Regions from separate parts of the Mus musculus genome. Here region 2 is linked to region 1. Evidence: chromatin loops called from intact Hi-C (ENCODE). Cell type or tissue: heart. All regions are shown on one strand. Links, peaks and the distances in the headings refer to the core of each region. The heading gives the core; the rest is flanking DNA. Region 1 holds the start of Rai14 (retinoic acid induced 14). Region 2 overlaps Rai14 (retinoic acid induced 14).

The links. Hi-C counts contacts between places; a loop is a spot of excess contacts. Peaks named below come from ENCODE experiments on the same cell type or tissue, not always from the same donor. Only the 100,000 strongest peaks of a DNase experiment are listed, where the experiment ranks them.
Region 2: a loop joins it to region 1, with 2.0 times the contacts of the local background. A loop is called at or near these places in 1 of 42 quality-filtered maps.

The regions. Positions count from the first base shown.
Region 1 is chr15:10,710,036-10,718,366 of GRCm38, forward strand. Rai14 (retinoic acid induced 14) reads right to left here and starts at 4,596. Exons shown (of 18, transcript NM_001166408.1): 1 at 4,488-4,596. It overlaps 4930556M19Rik (RIKEN cDNA 4930556M19 gene), which reads left to right and starts at 4,801. Exons shown (of 7, transcript NR_045063.1): 1 at 4,801-4,945; 2 at 6,613-6,739. Gm52214 (a long non-coding RNA gene) reads left to right here. Exons shown (of 3, transcript XR_003951644.1): 3 at 123-273. In heart, for the core only: a CTCF peak has its summit at 5,294; DNase peaks (open chromatin) are centred at 3,936 and 4,726; H3K4me3 peaks cover 3,391 bases; H3K27ac peaks cover 2,507 bases; H3K27me3 peaks cover 3,045 bases.
Region 2 is chr15:10,627,981-10,636,311 of GRCm38, forward strand. Rai14 (retinoic acid induced 14) reads right to left here. Exons shown (of 18, transcript NM_001166408.1): 3 at 5,156-5,286. Among named protein-coding and RNA genes, the nearest start is that of Gm10389, 32 kb to the left of the region's middle. In heart, for the core only: no CTCF peak of the experiment used is centred there; no DNase peak of the experiment used is centred there; H3K27ac peaks cover 1,456 bases.

The sequences.
Region 1 (8,331 bases), core at 310-8,309:
TCCCCTCCACCATAAAAGGAAACAGACAAAAAGGCTCCTTCGAATAATCTTCCTAGAGAAAGGTGCAGGGGACTGAAGCACACTTCCCTATAGCAGCTCACGGAGTGTTCTTTTGTACCTAGAGATTCAGTGTGGCCGCACTGCTGGGAACCTCGAAGACCTGTTTCAGAGAGACGTGGTATGGAGGGGAAAGATCAGCCCATTCCCATCAGTGACATTGGGAGGACAAGATTACTAAGAAAAAAGAGAGAAGTATAAGACCAAGAATCGCGTTCTTTCTTTTCCCTTAAATTTATATTCAGGCAGAAAAATACTGGAGAAAAAGTACATCAAGACACAGGTACTCTGAGGGCTTACACAGTGGCACAGAGAGGATTTTTTTTTTTTTTTTTTTTTTTTTTTTTTTTGGTAAGCATTCTTTAAATCCCATTAGAACCTGTAAATGATAAATGACTCTACTGAACATCTGACACCCTCAGAATGCCCAACATGTGCGGAGGAAGAAAGTTCGGGAGAAAACTAGTGAGTAGGACATGAAAAGAGCAAGCATAGCATTAGTAGGTGGGCTTGATGGCCTGTGCTATACTAAGTCTATACACTGGGCAGAGGTAGGAGTGAAGAGGCCAGTAGGGTCTAGGACTGTACCATTACATACGCTGATTCAATAAGAAGCATCTTACGGTCACTCACATGTACCCCGTATGTACGGGGAGCTACTATATCCACACTGCTCTCAGTACTCATGTGACAGTGATTTAAAAAAAAAAAAAAAGATGTAGCAGGGCGTGGTGATGCACATCTTTAATCCCAGCACTCGGGAGGCAGAGGCAGGGGATTTCTGAGTTCAAGGCCAGCCTGGTCTACAAAGTGAGTTCCAGAACAGCCAGGGCTATACAGAGAAACCCTGTCTCAAAAAACCAAAAAAAAAAAAAAAAACAGATGTGACTCTCTTACCCTTCTGACCTGTACTCTAGCACAGAAAGACAGTACTGATGTAAACTAAGGTAAATGGTAAGGTAACAAGGGGCCACACAGGGGAGCAAACAGGGAAGAGGTTCACTCTTCCAGGTTACACTGCTCAGGAGCCAGATGTGTCTGAGCGAGCACCTCAGGGGAAATGGCCAGAGCCAATGTAGGGGAGATGGGCTCTGGGGAGAAGGAACAGCAAAGGCCAAGAGCTGGAGGCCAGGATGAGCCTCAAAGCCTGAGGGAAGAAGACGGAAGCCAATAGGTCCGGAAGCCTAACTCTTCTCTGAGGAGCTGGGTACCATATTAGGGACAAGTTATGTCATTAACACGGCCACATTTTCATAGAGGAGAGGCCTGCCTCCATGCATGCATAATTAACACCCTCGGGCCTAAAAAAAAACCGGAAGAAATGAGCAAGAGGATAGTGAACAATCCCAGGTCAGGCAACCAGCAAGGTTTTAGCATATGTATCCCAAGCTCAGCACCACAATGCTTTAAAACAAAGAAAACCCAGCCAAGTTCATCTAAATGTTTACTATTTAAAACTGATCCGTGTTCCCTTTCTTACCTAACAGATGGCTGTTAGGTGACAGATGACAGGACCCTAATCCTCACTGAGAAATGAATGAAATAGCCAAAGTGACCTTCGGAGATCTCACTATCCTAGCAACTGGCTTCGAGAACCTGTGAACGAGGGAACTTGTCTCTCGGGGTATGCACTGCTACACCTCCGCATATTACAGTCAAATAAATAAATACATAGAGGTGGTGGGCTCTCCCTCAGCTAAAAGGGTGCCTTTAACAGTTAAGCCCTGGAAACCAGTTTTCACTTGTCAAGGGAATAGACACACTGTATTATTTACCTAAGAGAATGGCCTGCAGTAGCTAAGTGTGAGTAGAGACCTACATGGACCTCAAACAAAATTACTAGAGAAGCAAGTTGTATGGTGCCATGAATGTAAAACTAGGCTCATAAATGCTCAAGAATCTTCGTAGACCCACAGAGAAGGACCCGACACGCTTGGGAACTATGTATGTACTAACTGGACATCTGTGCTTGCTCGGGGCTAAAAGAAAAGAAGAAAAGGCAGATAACGTATTTGTTTTTATCTGAGGGAGGGAATAGGAAGAGAATTCATAAGCAACTTTTAAACCTATACAGTGGAAAGATGAATGCCTTACTATGCTCAATTTTCACTTATCGTTGAACCATTTCACATGTATTTCTATTGTGGAAGACAAGCTGGTTAGGAAAAGAAGAAAGGGGAAGACAAGGCTTGCCTACATCCTGTTCACCTCAAGGCCCACATGGCTTTAACTTCAAATCTCAGTTTCTCTACCTGTAAAGTTGGGTGGCTCTGGGGTGGGAGTTAACATGGCTGCAACATCCAAGTTAGCATACCACAGGCCCTGCGCTTGACAGCCAGTAACAGGAAAAAGGATCAAAGCGGCCATGTTGCCCAGCAGGTACAGAATCTTTCTGCCAAGCCTGAAGCCCTGAGCTCAGTTCCCCAAACCCACGTCATAGGAGAGAACTAACTGGACAAGTTGTCCTCCCATCTCCACAGCATGTACTGGTGCTCACATGAAAACATACAGGTAGACATCCACACACACATACATACATGTGCATACAATTGCACATACACCCATTTCTCTCTCTCTCTCTCTCTCTCACACACACACACACACACATACACACACACATACACACACACACACAGAGCAAACAAAAACAAGGGAGGCAGTGTTTGTACCTTCTGCTTACACACGTTAAGAAGTGGGAGTCTGGAGACAGTAAACGTTAGGGGCCACTATATTACTTTTTCACCGAATCCCCAGTGACTGGGGAGCCCATTCTTAGTCAGTTTTACTATGACAGCACAAAGATCTTTGAACTGGGCTATGTATGAACTCCTACACTGCCCTTTAAAGTCATAAAAACACATCTAAGGATGCAAATGTAAATAATACAATAAATTCATTCACGAAGCATCTCCACAGTTGGAGAAAAAACTGACAGCCCCGCACAGGATGTCTCTCCCAGTACTTAGTCAACAAGAATGGGATTTCTTCTGATAAAATTGGCTGTCTTATAAGCCTAAGGGAGAAAAGACTCCGATAGTAAGTTATCATTAACAGTTAAAAATTAAACCCATCAGTCAAAAACAAAACAAAACGACTCGCTTTCTCACGTGTAAGCAAGGGCCCAGCACTGGTGGGACAAAGCGAAGTCCAACCTCCCTGGGATTCACAGGCTTTTTTCCAATTCCGTTCAAACCCATAGGAGATGCAAGTTCTCGCTAAAAGAGCAAACGCTAGATCCGCTAAAGGGACAAACCTTGTTCTTCTCTAGGCCAGCCTTCACAACCTTGAGATCTCATACCCCAGACAATAAGCAGTCTTCTAGTCCCAGGCAGCTCTGCTCTGCGCTATTCTTCCTAAAGCCGATAGCATTCAAATCACCAGAGTTCAGAGTGAAGGGAAGGAGCAGGTACGAAGTGAGTGGCCTTGCATCTGCATACTTGGTAACGACGTAAAGTTGAGCTGAGCTGGGCTCCTTAGAAAAGAAAGCCTGGCTTTATATAAAGCTCAGGCCTCTGTGAGGTCACCCCTGCCTCTTTAAGTCACAGTGGGCTCCATCTGCTTTAATCTCCCCATCTGTTGCCTTTCCATACTTAACCCCCCTCCACCAAAGGAAATGTGAAATCCAAAATGAAAAACTACTGGAAACTGCAGAACCTAAACTGGCGACACAAACTGGCCCAAGACAGTAGGCGAGAGTTGAAAGAAGGATGGATGCTTGCCCTCCCGGACGGGTCGCGAAGGATGCCGACCTAAGCCCAGCAGCTTGGAATGTTTCCCAACTCCAGCATCCTCCTCCCTGCCCTCCTAGGAGCTGTGGTGGGGGAAAATGACAAGGAGAGTTGGGGGTAAGGGGTAGTGGCAGGCCCAGGGTGGTCTCGCCTGCGCCCTCCAGACAGCTCACCAGCTCCCTTGAGTCCGTAAAGGAACAATAGCGGACTGTGGGTCTCCAGAGCCACCGGGCGTCTCTCGCTCCCACCTCCCGTCTCCGGCTTTTCCAAGTTCAGTCAAGAGGTGGGTCGAGCCAGGGAGCAAGGACTGGGGCACCGGACCCGGGGCAGGGCACGAAAGTGGGACGGGCTGCCCCGGGGGCGCAGCCACAGCGTCCTCTCGGGTCCGGTCATTCATTCCCACCCGCGCTCCCTCCGCAGACACCCCGCGCCACTGTCCCGCACCAGACCGCCAGAGGAGGCGAACCCCCTTTCCAAACTAGGTCGCACCTCTCTCTCTTTCTGCCAGATCCCCACTATCCTCCCGTTCCTCCACCCCACCCCCCCTTCCAACTGTCTTCCGTGGTCAGTGAGCGGCCAAAGCTCTGTCCAGACCAAAACTCCCGCCCGCTCCTCTCGGCGCCCGGAGCTCTGCGCAGCCCCAGACACAAAGGCGGGGACCGAGTCCAGAGCCCGCACCCCAGCCTCGCCGCCGCCACTCACCCCATCCAAGCGGCGGCCTCAGCTCCTGGCCCCGCTGGCCGTCCCGCCCGCCGCTTCCCCAGGAAAGTGCGGCTGCCGGGCTCGCTTCCTGCTCGGCTTCCTGCGCTGGGTCCCTCCTCCTCCTCCTCCTCCTCCTCCTCCTCCTTCTCCTCCTCCTCCCGACGCGGGGTCAGTGGGCGCTCAGCTCCGGGGCTCCGCCGGCAGGGCGGGGGCAACGGCAGCACCACCACGTGGCCGCCGGGCGCCGGCCCCCGACCTGGATCCCGTGGGCTCCAGGAGGGAGTTGCTAGCCACTCCCACTCCGCGCGGCCCCAAATTCCGGGAGTCAGGTGACCTGGCCCCGGAGCTGCTCCCTGGACCTGCGGGAGGTGCTCTGCGACCGCCCACGCCCCGGCCCGCGGCGCGTCCCGGACGTCCACGCTTGCGTTTCTGCGGATCGTGGGAATCCTTCTGCGTGGGTCTGTCTCACACCTTAACTTGAAGTTAGTGAGATCCGCGGTATGCGGGTTCCACCGCTGGGGTAGGATAAGGGCTCGGAAAAAGTACTTGTTTCTGGTCAGTTTCCAAAGTTATCTGTAGTCTTAGGAAAAGCCGAGTCACCGACCCAAGCCCCCTCTGAACCAGACTGAGATCGGTTCCATTTCCAGTGTGAACGAAAAGAAAGTAAACCAGAATGTACTTACATTTTCTGGGCTAAACCAGTTGGTTGGAGCGACTGTTTCCTAACACTCCTCAGGTGTAAGACAAAACTTAGTTGTGTTCTGCTCAGGGCTTGGGAGACTATCTACAGCCTGGACTGGCCGGCTAGATAGGGGCAGGAGCGCCCTCAGCGGGGTGTCTTGAGTTTGGAAGTCCTGAGATCCGGTAAAGCTTCCCTCCCCCAGACCACCAGGACCGGACCTCTGAACCGAATCGACCCTTCCATTAATTCTGAGGGTTTGAAATCTCACTATTATTCCCCTAATTTAAGCAGGGATTTTAGTCCCACTAGCCAGCTAGATCGTAAAAAGTTTGACTCACCAAAGCTCCATGGGACTCCTGGTTGGTGTTGTGTCTTTCGCACAGAAAGGTTTCTAGAGTAAGCAGATCCTAGCTATTTTTGCTAGGATCGCCTGTAAGTCCACTGAAGTAAGGAGGAAAAACAACCAGTTCCAACAGAAGTGAGAGTCACCCTAACAGCAATCAGTGTACAGTATCTTGACTTTGTGTGTTACCATCGGATCGGGTGGTTTGTTTTTTTTTGTTTGTTTGTTTTTTTTTACCCCACCCCTTCACTCCTTTCCCTAAGAGAACACCTTGCCTTAGCTTTCACAAGCGAACTTGCCAACTAGAAAACAAAAGCTTCATCTTTAGCTCAATAGTCTTTACTTCCTAAGTACCATACATCAAAAAGAATCCCTGGGGGGGGGGGGCGGGGCAGGGGAGTGGGAGTGGGGAGCCAATTCAAAGCAAGATACACACTTTTACACATGTGATGTGGAACTAAAAACCACACTAAAAGAAACAATTGACAGCACCCTGTGTAGTGTGGGCCATTTCTTCTAACCGGGTTTTGATCTTGGGTTCTTTAATCAGTTACCAACAGAGTATTTAAGTACCTTCTACCGATCCTCCAGCTGGAGGAAAGGTAACCACCTGTGGATCTGCTTTTTGTTGAATCAGAGGCAGCTGGGAGGGTGGTACAGCCTGTCAAAGGCTCCTTTGGAAATGCCAGTGTGTGCATATTGTTTAGGAAACCGACGACAAACTGTAGTTAAACTATTCAACAAGTGTCTCTCTAACCAGCCTTTCATCACCCAAGTCTTCGCCTCTGCTTATCTTTCCTGGTCACCTGAAAAGACCCCTTTCTCACGCTGCCCTGTTCCCATAGGTGCCTTGTGTGCTACCCTCATTAGTTTATAACTCAGCCCCCATCAGCAAGTTTGATGTGTGTGAGGCACTGTGTGGAGGGGAGACTGTGCCAAAACCGTTTGCAGATTCAATCTTTTCAAACTCAAAATTAACACCCAGTGTACTCTAGAGTCTTCAACCTTCCTTAGACAACCCTCAAAATGCTTCCTCCTGCACAGAAATCGGTTTGGGGTTAAGTAACGTCTTCTCATTGTTTTGTTTTTGTTTTGCCCAGGAGTTTTAGAAATGCTAACCGAGCTCAGGTTTTGAACATGTCTGGGACTGTGAATTGGCTGCCAGAATGAAGTGAGTAACTGCTATCTAAAGACTGTTAAAATCTGATGGGATAAACAGGTTACATGGTAGGTATAACTTTTTTGTAACCCATTTTTATTACGGGTTTAACCTCTCCTCTAGCCCACCACCCAGTAGAGGTAGTGGAAGAGAAAGGTTATTAGGATATGGGGAGAGAGGACCTGCTTAGCAATAGTTTTGGGGGGCAAATTCAATCTTCTTTGGCAGCAGTTCAGTAGCAAACACCAAATATGACTTAGCAGCTGTAGACCAGTCCTCTAGGCAGGCAGACACCAGGCATAAACCAGCAGCTACAGTCTAGTTCTTTTAGTAAGAAGACACTAGACAGCTGTATCTCAGTCCTGAGGAACCTGCCGGGCTCACCAACCTGCCGCAGAAACCACAAGCTGTTGCAGGAACCTCACAAGCAGTTCTTGGGAAGTTCTACTCAATGGCGGCGTTATCACAAGTTGAGCTCAACAACACCATGTAAGGCGAACCAATATATGTGTGTTGTTAGCAAAGAATAATGAAGTGGAGCAAAGCCAACCAATGCTCAGTGCTGTCTCCCACTGTCTGTGGGGTCATATTTATACTTCTTTATCAAGCATCCTTTTGTGTGTTTGCTCTCTCAAAACATCCTTTCACCTGTGTCCACGTTAGCTAAAGATTCCTTCATATGTTTGCCCCAGCAAAACACCACCTAACTGACTTTCCAAAGTACCCTTAAGTTTCCACTTCATTGCATTCCTTGCCTGCATGCCTTACCCCCAGAAAGGTAAGTGTTGCACAATATATATTGCATATATGATGAATAATAAGAGCAAAGAGGCCAGGTGATCAGATCCATTTTTTTTTTTTTTTTTTTTTTTTTGGCTTTGAACTTGAAGTGTTTTAGCCTCTTCTGGTCTCCCTTTCCTAATCAGTGAAAGAACATCAGAATATTCAACTCCATGACCTCTCAGAAAAAGCACACTAAAACTAAAATATTTGGTGTGTGGACAGTGCTGCGGTTTGGATCTGAAGTGTCCATTGTGTGTTCAAGGCATGATCCCCAGGACTGTGCTATTGAAAAATGATGAAACTTTTAGTAGGGACAGGGAGGCTTTTCAGTCCAAAGACATGTGCCCTTGAAGGGGTCTGTGACACTCAAGTAGCTTTTTATCTTTGCTCCTGGCCATGAGGCAAACAGCTTGATGGTGCCATGAATGCTGGCCACCATGCAGTGCTTGACACAAGTCTAAGAGCAAGCGTCATGACCGACGGATCATGGAGTGCAGCCTCCGTAACAGTGAACTAAAATAAGGCTTTCAGCAAGGAGTGATGGGTAGCACGTGCCAATAATCTCAGCTCTTGGCAGGAGAATCAGGAGTACAAAGTCATCTTTATGCTCATGGTGAATTCAAGGCCAGATCAGGCTACAGGAGACCTCATCTCGAGTGTCCAAATTAATTAATTAAAGCTTATCTTTTCATAGTCTGATTATCTCTAGTATTGTGTTACAGTGATGGGAAGCAGACTCAGCACACAGTCCCCTCTCTGTCTAGGCAAAAGCAGCCAGGCTGAGAGAACCATGGAGCTCTGAAGCCAGTCCCAAGAAGAAGCAGAAGACATAATACAAGCAGAAGACAGGGAGAGAATATTCTACGCGTATATACAC
Region 2 (8,331 bases), core at 47-8,046, 82 kb before region 1:
GCAGAAGGCTATGAATCAGGGGATAAGGAATACCAAAACCTGGGCTCCAAGTTCCTGAGCAGCTTCAAGAGAGAAACACTTGGTCCACACAATCTATGACTACCTAAGACCAACCTTCAAAAGGAAGCTGTACAGTGACTCTGCAGAGAGGGGCAGAGGCTGCAATCGCATACTGTACGTAACTATTTAGATAATTTACAAGTCCTCTGCAAGAAGAACTAGACAAGGCTGGTCACATGGTGTCACTTGATTTCTCAGACAGAACTGCTGGTACCAATTCTCTAACGCAGCCCTACTCTGAGCAAACAGAAAGGCAGAGGGTGGAAAAGGTCACCGGCCAGAGAAGTGCCTTACTATACTGGCGTGCAGAGCTCAAAAGCGCTTTCTCTACATCCCACTTCCATGGTTGTTTAAAAATATTTTCACGAGTTTTTGCTTTCGGGGCCAAAGAGATCAGGTTTCTAAAATGTGGACTACACACTCTTCTCTCTCTCTCTCTCTCTCTCTCTCTCTCTCTCTCTCTCCCTCTATTTCTCTCTCTCTCTCCCTCCCTCCATCTCTTTCTCTTCCTCCCTCCCCCACCCCCTGCACCCCTTTCTGTCTGTAAGGTCTATGTACATATACCCTGGTGAGTATTTGTTCAAATACTATGGTCCCAGTAGTGATTTTATTTAGTCTGGTTGTTCCTAAGACAAACACACATAACTTTAATTAAAGGCATATCCAACACAGGGGAAAGCATCTTGAAGCAATTAGGCTCTTCCCCCGTAAGGTTTTGGGGTTCTGTCACCCCCCTGCTTCCCTACCTCCCCATGGAAAGAGCCCAGATGGGGCGGAGGAAAGCCAAGCCTAATTCCACAAACAGCCTGGAGCGGTAACTTTCTGCCCCGCTCTGTTCTATTTTGTCGTCTTCCCGCCAAGTCACCACTCCTATTTTACCCTTTCCTAAATGAATTCCAGCCGTTCAACCGCTTTTTCCTTTTTTTGGATTTTGGTTTTTTTTTTTAAACTCCTCTGTGATCAGTGTCAGAGGAAGAAATTTTCTGACAGTTTCGCCTCTCGCCATGGATGACAGGGGATACTCAGGAAGAGATGAAAAAGTTTTGGGAATTTCCAAGCTACCCATCTGGTCTTGGGATATGGAAGTTTCTGGAGAATGTCTGGGCAATGGCTGCCTTGACCACCGCATTCTTGGGACTTCTGGGCTTGCTGAACATCTGGATAATACACGCTGAGAGCTTTTCTATTGAAACTGCCCGGGACGCAGGGGTATGGGAATAGTAGCTTTTCCAGAGTTGCTATTCCCTAGATCCCAAGTTAATTCTCCACTCCTAGGTAATTTATCTATGAAGCCTTATAAGAAAAAAAAAAAAGGTTTTCTCCAGAGCAAGCACAGCAAATGGTTCTTTTGTGCCTACAACACAGGGAAAGCCTAACTCAACAAAAATGGCATGACCCTTGCCGTGCAGGAGTTTCACTACTGATGACATTCAGATCCTTTGGAACGCTGGGCTTTCCTCAGTGGAAGTGTCACTATGTCACTTCTGCTCCTGTTCTTTCCGAACCATCAAACGCACCTGGAAGATCCTGGGCAGATCCATCAACGTCTGGACTGCAGAAGAGGTAGGGACAGGTAGGAGAAGAGGTCACATAGAGAGACGATGTTTACATAGTGGAGAGATGCCCTTGAATGACCACAGCAAGACTCTGCACTCAGGCACAACCCCTTACCCTGAACGCGCTCTACAAGAGGGTTCTGCAGCCCCATTTTGCTGTGGAACTATATACAAGGCAGAAAATGAGGCCAAACGTGGCCAAGGACATGATTTCCAAGTTCATGATGCGGCCTTAATCTTCAGAGAGAGAGGCAAAGCACCTCTTACAGTGGACACCAGTGACCTCTATAGGCTCCATGAGGCTGGTCCAGCCAAGAGCTACAGCTGAAGGGACAAGGCTAAGGCAAGGAGGGAAGTCTCACGGGGCTCTTTTTTTTTTTTTTATAACAGAAGCCTCGATGTGAACATTGTTACAGGATGCTAAAGTGACATGGAAGATGGTTTCTCGGTCTCTCCGCCTAACCTCAATGTGAATATTGCAACCGTAGGGTTGGACTAGAAATATAAGGCCAGATAAGACTTAATTCCACCGTGCCTTTAAATCTTAAATTCTTACCAGTTAATAAGCTCAGTCCTCACATACGTATCCTGAGCAGGAAAAGGAAGTATTGACAGATGACGACGTATGGAAAAATCCCACACTGGAAAAGGGATCGCCTTTCTTTCATTAGTTCTTCGAACTTTTTATGTAAGGATCTTTAACGGGGAGAACAAAGTTGACTTCCAAGTGGGAGTGCCTTGGGAGAGCGAGATAGGGACAGCCTTGCTTTTATCATCTGAAAAATGGAAGCAGGGGTTTCCATGCCGCTTCTATGTAGCGTACGAGACCAGAATGAACTCTGGCACGTATAAAACATGGATGGACCCTGAGCACACACACTAAGTGAAGAAGCTAGAGGCTACATACATAACTCCATTTACATGAAATATTCAGAAGAGGCAAACACAGAGAGCTTGCACACTCATTAATGATTGTCAGGGGGAGAGGTTGGGAATGGCTACCTGGTGAGAACGAAGTTTCCTTGGGGACGTCGAACCTCATTGTGAAACTGAACTGTAGATTTTAAAATCATTAACATGCTTAGTTTTATGTGATGTGCCTTCTGCCACAGTAGAAAAGAGAGACTAGACCATGGCCATCTTCGCCATCTATTCTAAACAGAATAAATAGGAAATAAGGAAAAAAATTTCATAAGGTATTCCCGCCTGTGTCTAAGTTACAAACTAGCAAATTTTTCTTCATTTTAGTGAGTGTTGTCTTGGTGCTGACAGGAGCCTGATATGGCTGTCTCCTGAGAGGCTCTGCCATTGCCTGACAAATACAGAGGTTCATGCTCTCGGCCAACCATTGGACTAAGCACAGGGTCCCCAATGCTGGAACTAGAGAAAGGACCCAAGGAGCTGAAGGGGTTTGCAGTCCCATAGGAGGAACAACAATATGAACCAACCAGTACCCCCAGAGCTCCCTGGGACTAAACCACCAACCAAAGAGTACACATGGAGGAACCCATGGCTCCAGCTGCATATGTAACAGAGGTGACCTTGTGGGACATCAATGGGAGGAGGCCCTTGATCTTGAGAAGGCTCAATGCTCCAATGCAGGGGAATGCCAGGACAAGGAAGCAGGAGTGGGAGGTTGGTGAGCAGGAGGAGGGGGAAGGGGATAGAGAGTTTTCAGAGGGGAAAAGAGGGAAGGGGATAACATTCGAAATGTAAATAAAGAACGTATCTAATAAGCTGGCATGGTGGCACATGCCTTTAATCCCAGCACTTGGGAGGCAGAAGCAGGCGGATTTCTGAGTTTAAGGCCAGCCTGGTCTACAAAGTGAGTTCCAGGACAGCCACGGCTATACAGAGAAACCCTGTCTTGAAAAACCAAAAAAAAAAAAAAAAAAAAAAAAAACCCAACCAACCAACCAAAAAAACAACGAAAGAAAGTATGTAATAATAATAATAAAAGCCATCATAAGCACTTATCTTGCCTTCCCCTGGGATGACGATAAAAGGCTGTCTTATGCAGACCCCTGGTCACAAGGAATAGTTGTAGAAAGGCTGTGGAAGATTAGTACAAAAGGCACCATCTCTCACCAGAAATGTCAGGACAAAAGAATAGACTTCCGGGGGGCGGGGACACAAGGTGCAGAGTCAGGACAGCTTTTTAAGGCACCTGAGGCAATTCCAGTGCAGAGGCTCCCTGTGTGAGAGCCACTAGCCTGGAGTGAGAAAGAAGAAACCGTTTCTTGAATGTCTCCTATGGGGGAGGATTGTGCTAGCTTTGTACCTACAACCATGGGCCATCCATACTCTCTTGAACCTTTACTAACCATCAACACATCACGGCCTCTAGGAAGAAGCTCTACCTCTACGGAACAGAAGATGCGGACAAATACCCCATTTGCTTTACCTAAACTCAAAGGAAAGTGAAGGTTTATAAAAAGGGGCCAGGCAATGAGGACGTGGGGCTCTGTAAGAGCCATATGGCCTTTGCTGTAATTATCCAGTTCTACCTTTGTCGCCCAGCGGCAGCCATGGACCAGGACTTAGTGAACAGCAGGCATCGCGCCATGTTGGCCAGCTCCGCAATAAATGTAGTATTTCTGGAAGTTCTCAGAAAAGTGTCCCAGCCACCAACTGGAGAAGCCAACCAATAACAACCCCACACCTACACTTCTTTTCAGAGCTGCTGGAATCTCTGGCGACAGACGCTACTGGCACACAAGCCGCTTCTCCTGAGGACACCCAAAGTGAGGCTCAGTCAGGAATCACCATGAGGCTCAGTGGCACACACCATTAGTCCCAGCAACTGGGATTCAGAGGGAGGCACATATCTGTGAGTTCAAGGCCAGTATGGTCAACATAGTTGAGTTCTGGGATAGCCAGGAGGAGTACAGTGAGTCCTTGTCTTAACAAGAATGAAACAAAGTAAGGCTCAAGGATTAGGAGGTCATAAGTATTATAATGGCCACATGAGAGGCCTCATGGAGGTGGCTCCAACATTACTAATCTCAATACCGCGCCCCCTCTGGTAAGCAGGAATTTGAGGCATACAAACACAAAGCAAAAATCTTCCTATAGCTCTCACACAACCACGACCTCTGCTAAAGGGTGGCTTACTGAATTACAAGCAGTAAGGTTTGAAAGCTGTGCTGTTCCTTATCTAGGGGAGAATTTATTTCCCATCTGCCAACCGCTCGCAACCCTGGTGCTATTTGTTCTCTGGTGCAATTGTTGGTTGGTTGTTTCCAGGAACAGCTAATGGCCACGAGGGGAAAGTTCAACGTATAATTTGGAGTTGGATGGGAAAGGAAACAGACCCAGACACGTTTTCGCATGGGGTTAGGAAGAAGTCAGCACTAGTTGTTTTTTTTTTTTTTTTTGAAGGCCCCCAAAGCATTGGTCAAACTCCCCTTGATGAATAAGTCAGCATTTCGGGGTTTGGTTTTTGTTTCTTACAGTGTTGGCGATGGAGCCCAGAGCAGCAGACACACTACCACAGACATGCTCCCCACCCTTAACAAGCCAGTATTATTCTCTCTTACGCGGTCTTGCCCTCGCTGTCATGCTTCGTGGCGCTGGCCCCTTTCTTGCCCAGCAGTGAGGCCACCTTCTCAGCATCTCCGTTCTCCACAGCCTGCAGCAGACGGTCATCATTCTTGTTCCACTCGTTTGTCTGTGGGGCAAAAGGTAGAGAGAGGTAGAGGGATGAGCAACAGCAGCCATGGCCAGCATCAAACCCTGCTCAAAGCAAGCAGCTTTCAAAACCGCCTTCCACTTCACCGTGGGAACAACCAAGAAGGCTAGCTTTCCCAAAGAAAGCATCCACAGTTGAATGAAATACCAGCCATCAGCAAACTCCAACAAAGGGTCACTTCCTTCAGGTACCCTTCAGAAGATGAAGCAATGTAGGACTATGGGGTCAGCTTACTCATTAGCTAATGGCTAGCTAACCTTGACAGCTGGTGCCTGAGAACGGTGCCTGAGAACGCAGGCCTTTGACCTAGTGCACAGTTCACTCAAGGGCACGGTGAAACCAAACCAAACTGGCCGACAGTTCAAGGTTACCAAGGGCTTAAACATGAGTTCTTCCTTTTGGCCTGTATACCAGGCCTCAATTCTCTGAGCTGTTCAGACTACTGACTCTATCCACAAAAAGTGTCTCTGACCAACTTAGTGCACATCAAACAGTCAGTGCAATTGAGGAGCTGAATTCCTACAACTTTGAGGAACCAGTATTAAGTCCCGCATGGAAAAGCACAACCCGGTATGATCACTTCCTATTATATTTTTATTTAAGTTTGTCTGAGCAATGGTCCTCCCCTTCCTGCTGCAACAGTTTACTAACAAACGCAGAATGAGGTGTCACCTCGACTACAACCCAAGCTCCCCATCGAATCGAAGACAACAGCTCGTGGTGAGGACACCAGTGTTCGTTACCAGCCTAAGTCTTGTGTCACTTAACTGCAGCACAGGCTAAGAAACACAGAGCGGTGGCTTTCTCCCAGAGTTCATTTTATAAACAAGAAAATGCTTCACTAAAGTACACTTAGGGTCAGTGACCTCTAGCTATATAATCTTGAGATGGAAAAGTATGGTCCTGTAAAATCCTTCCCTAACCTAAACCGGCTAAACTAAAACTAGATAGGGCCGGTCAGAAGAATGTGAAATCTTTAATGGGACTGAAAGCACTTAAGCTGGGCAAGGCCACATGAAAGGATTTCCTGTCCGCTGCTGCTGCTCCAGTGAAAAACCTGATGGTGAGGGTTTCCTAAATCAGTTCCAGGCGGACCTCTGGGGAAGACGTGGCAAGAAAGGGCCCCTTCCTATACAGCAAGGGCACTTGCCTGAGGGCTGAAGGGACCCTGATCTTGGCTCTCTGAGCCTCTTTGAGCAAATGAAGCAAAGAGAAGATGGATTCTCCAAGGTGAATGTTCAATAATCTGCAACAGCATTCAGTCTGTAAGTGCTGCACATGGGGCGCATGGTGGGCAGGGGGACATGGCTCACACACAGCAGGGAGCTTAAGAGTTTGAATGGCGCTGGGGAGATGGCTCAGCAGCTGGGAGCACTGACTGCTCTTCCACAGGTCCTGAGTTCAGGTCCCAGCAACCACATGGTGGCTCACAGCCATCTGTGGTGAGATCTGATGCCCTCTTCTGGTGTGTCTGAAGACAGCTATACAGTGTACTTATATATAATAAATAAATAAATCTTTAAAAAGAAAAGTTTGAATGGAGGAAGCATTCAGAGCAAACTGGAAGGCAGAGCTGGAAAAGTGCCCCTGACTTTTTTCTACAGTTCATCTTGCTCAGGAAGCCCCTCCTTATTCATAGGTGCCTCCATACTCTCCCTCCGCCAGGCACAGCATGGGGCATGCGTGAGAAGCATCCTGAGGCCATTGCCCTTAGCAATCTAGAAGCTAATCCCGAGCTATGACCCTAAATCTTCTGTCCCTCCACCATTAACAGAAGAGACAGCAGCAGGCAGGCACTCAGGTTTAACAGATCCAATGCCTGGCTTAGTGTTAAAGGCGCACACGGGGCTCCGGTCACAAGTCCTTCTTACTGGAAATTACAAGAAAAACAACGGAAGCCCCTGCTTTAGAACACTCCTGTCAACCACCACTTACATGCAGGCCAACTTCTAAAGCTGACCAGGGCCCCGCAGGCTCTCAGGACCTTCCCGCTGACCTCTCTCTCTGCATCTCTGCTCTGCTGTGTCCTCTGGGGCCACCTACTCAGCTCACTGAGGCCTACTGTCTAGACGAGATGAAGTATGGCATCCTGCTTTGGCTGGGGAGGGGGTGTCTGGCTTGTTCCCTGAAGACTCTGAGCTGCAGCCTTTGTTTCTTACATCCCTGGAGCCTGCGGAACGCTCAGTATGCGCCCCCTCCTGACTAATCTAAATCTCTCTTGACTTAGCAAATGTTTGCGCTGTCATAATAAAATTCTTTCATTCTCTTGCAAACAATTAAATCATGTTTCGGTCTTTTTAAAAATACATTTACGGCCTGGATGAATCCGACTTCCTTAGCTTTTCCACAAGAAGGCCGGCTTTCCAAGATTTTTAATTGTGTATACTTTCCCCAAATTTCTTCATGACTAAGATGCCAAACCTCATAAATTCACTCGAGGTGAGCCCAGTGTCTCCCTCATGAGAACCACCCAGGTGCTGGTTGAGTCTGTCGACTGCTGGTTCCATTCTAAAGATTCTGGCCCAGCATTTAAGGTGGTTCCCAGGAATTGTTTAGGTCCAACAACTACTCTCACCGATCCCATTCAGGGACAGTCAGAATCTTATGTCAAGGCTGGCTAGAGAATTTGAAGCAATTTCGTCCTCCACAAGGAATTCCTTAATAGGAATGGAATAGGAAAATGAGAGAAATTCTCCATTCAAGCGCTGCTATGTTACCTCCCACAAAAGCTCAGCGAACAGTAGGCCTTCACTCAGGGATGCGTGATCAATGCGTCCATCAGATCTACTGCAGAATGTTAACAGAACCGCTCAAAAGAGACAAATTTATAAATGGCCCCATATCCAAAAAGGTTATTACAGTACAGTCAACAAGGGGAGGCTCAAGGCAACCGGAGTGAACATCACGGACGGTTGGTTATCAGAAACAAAGGCTGAGCGAAGTCAAGTTCAACACGCAAAGCCCCACCTCGTATGATTATGTGCATGTAAAGAGAAATTCGGGAGCCATGGAACTGCCCTGTGC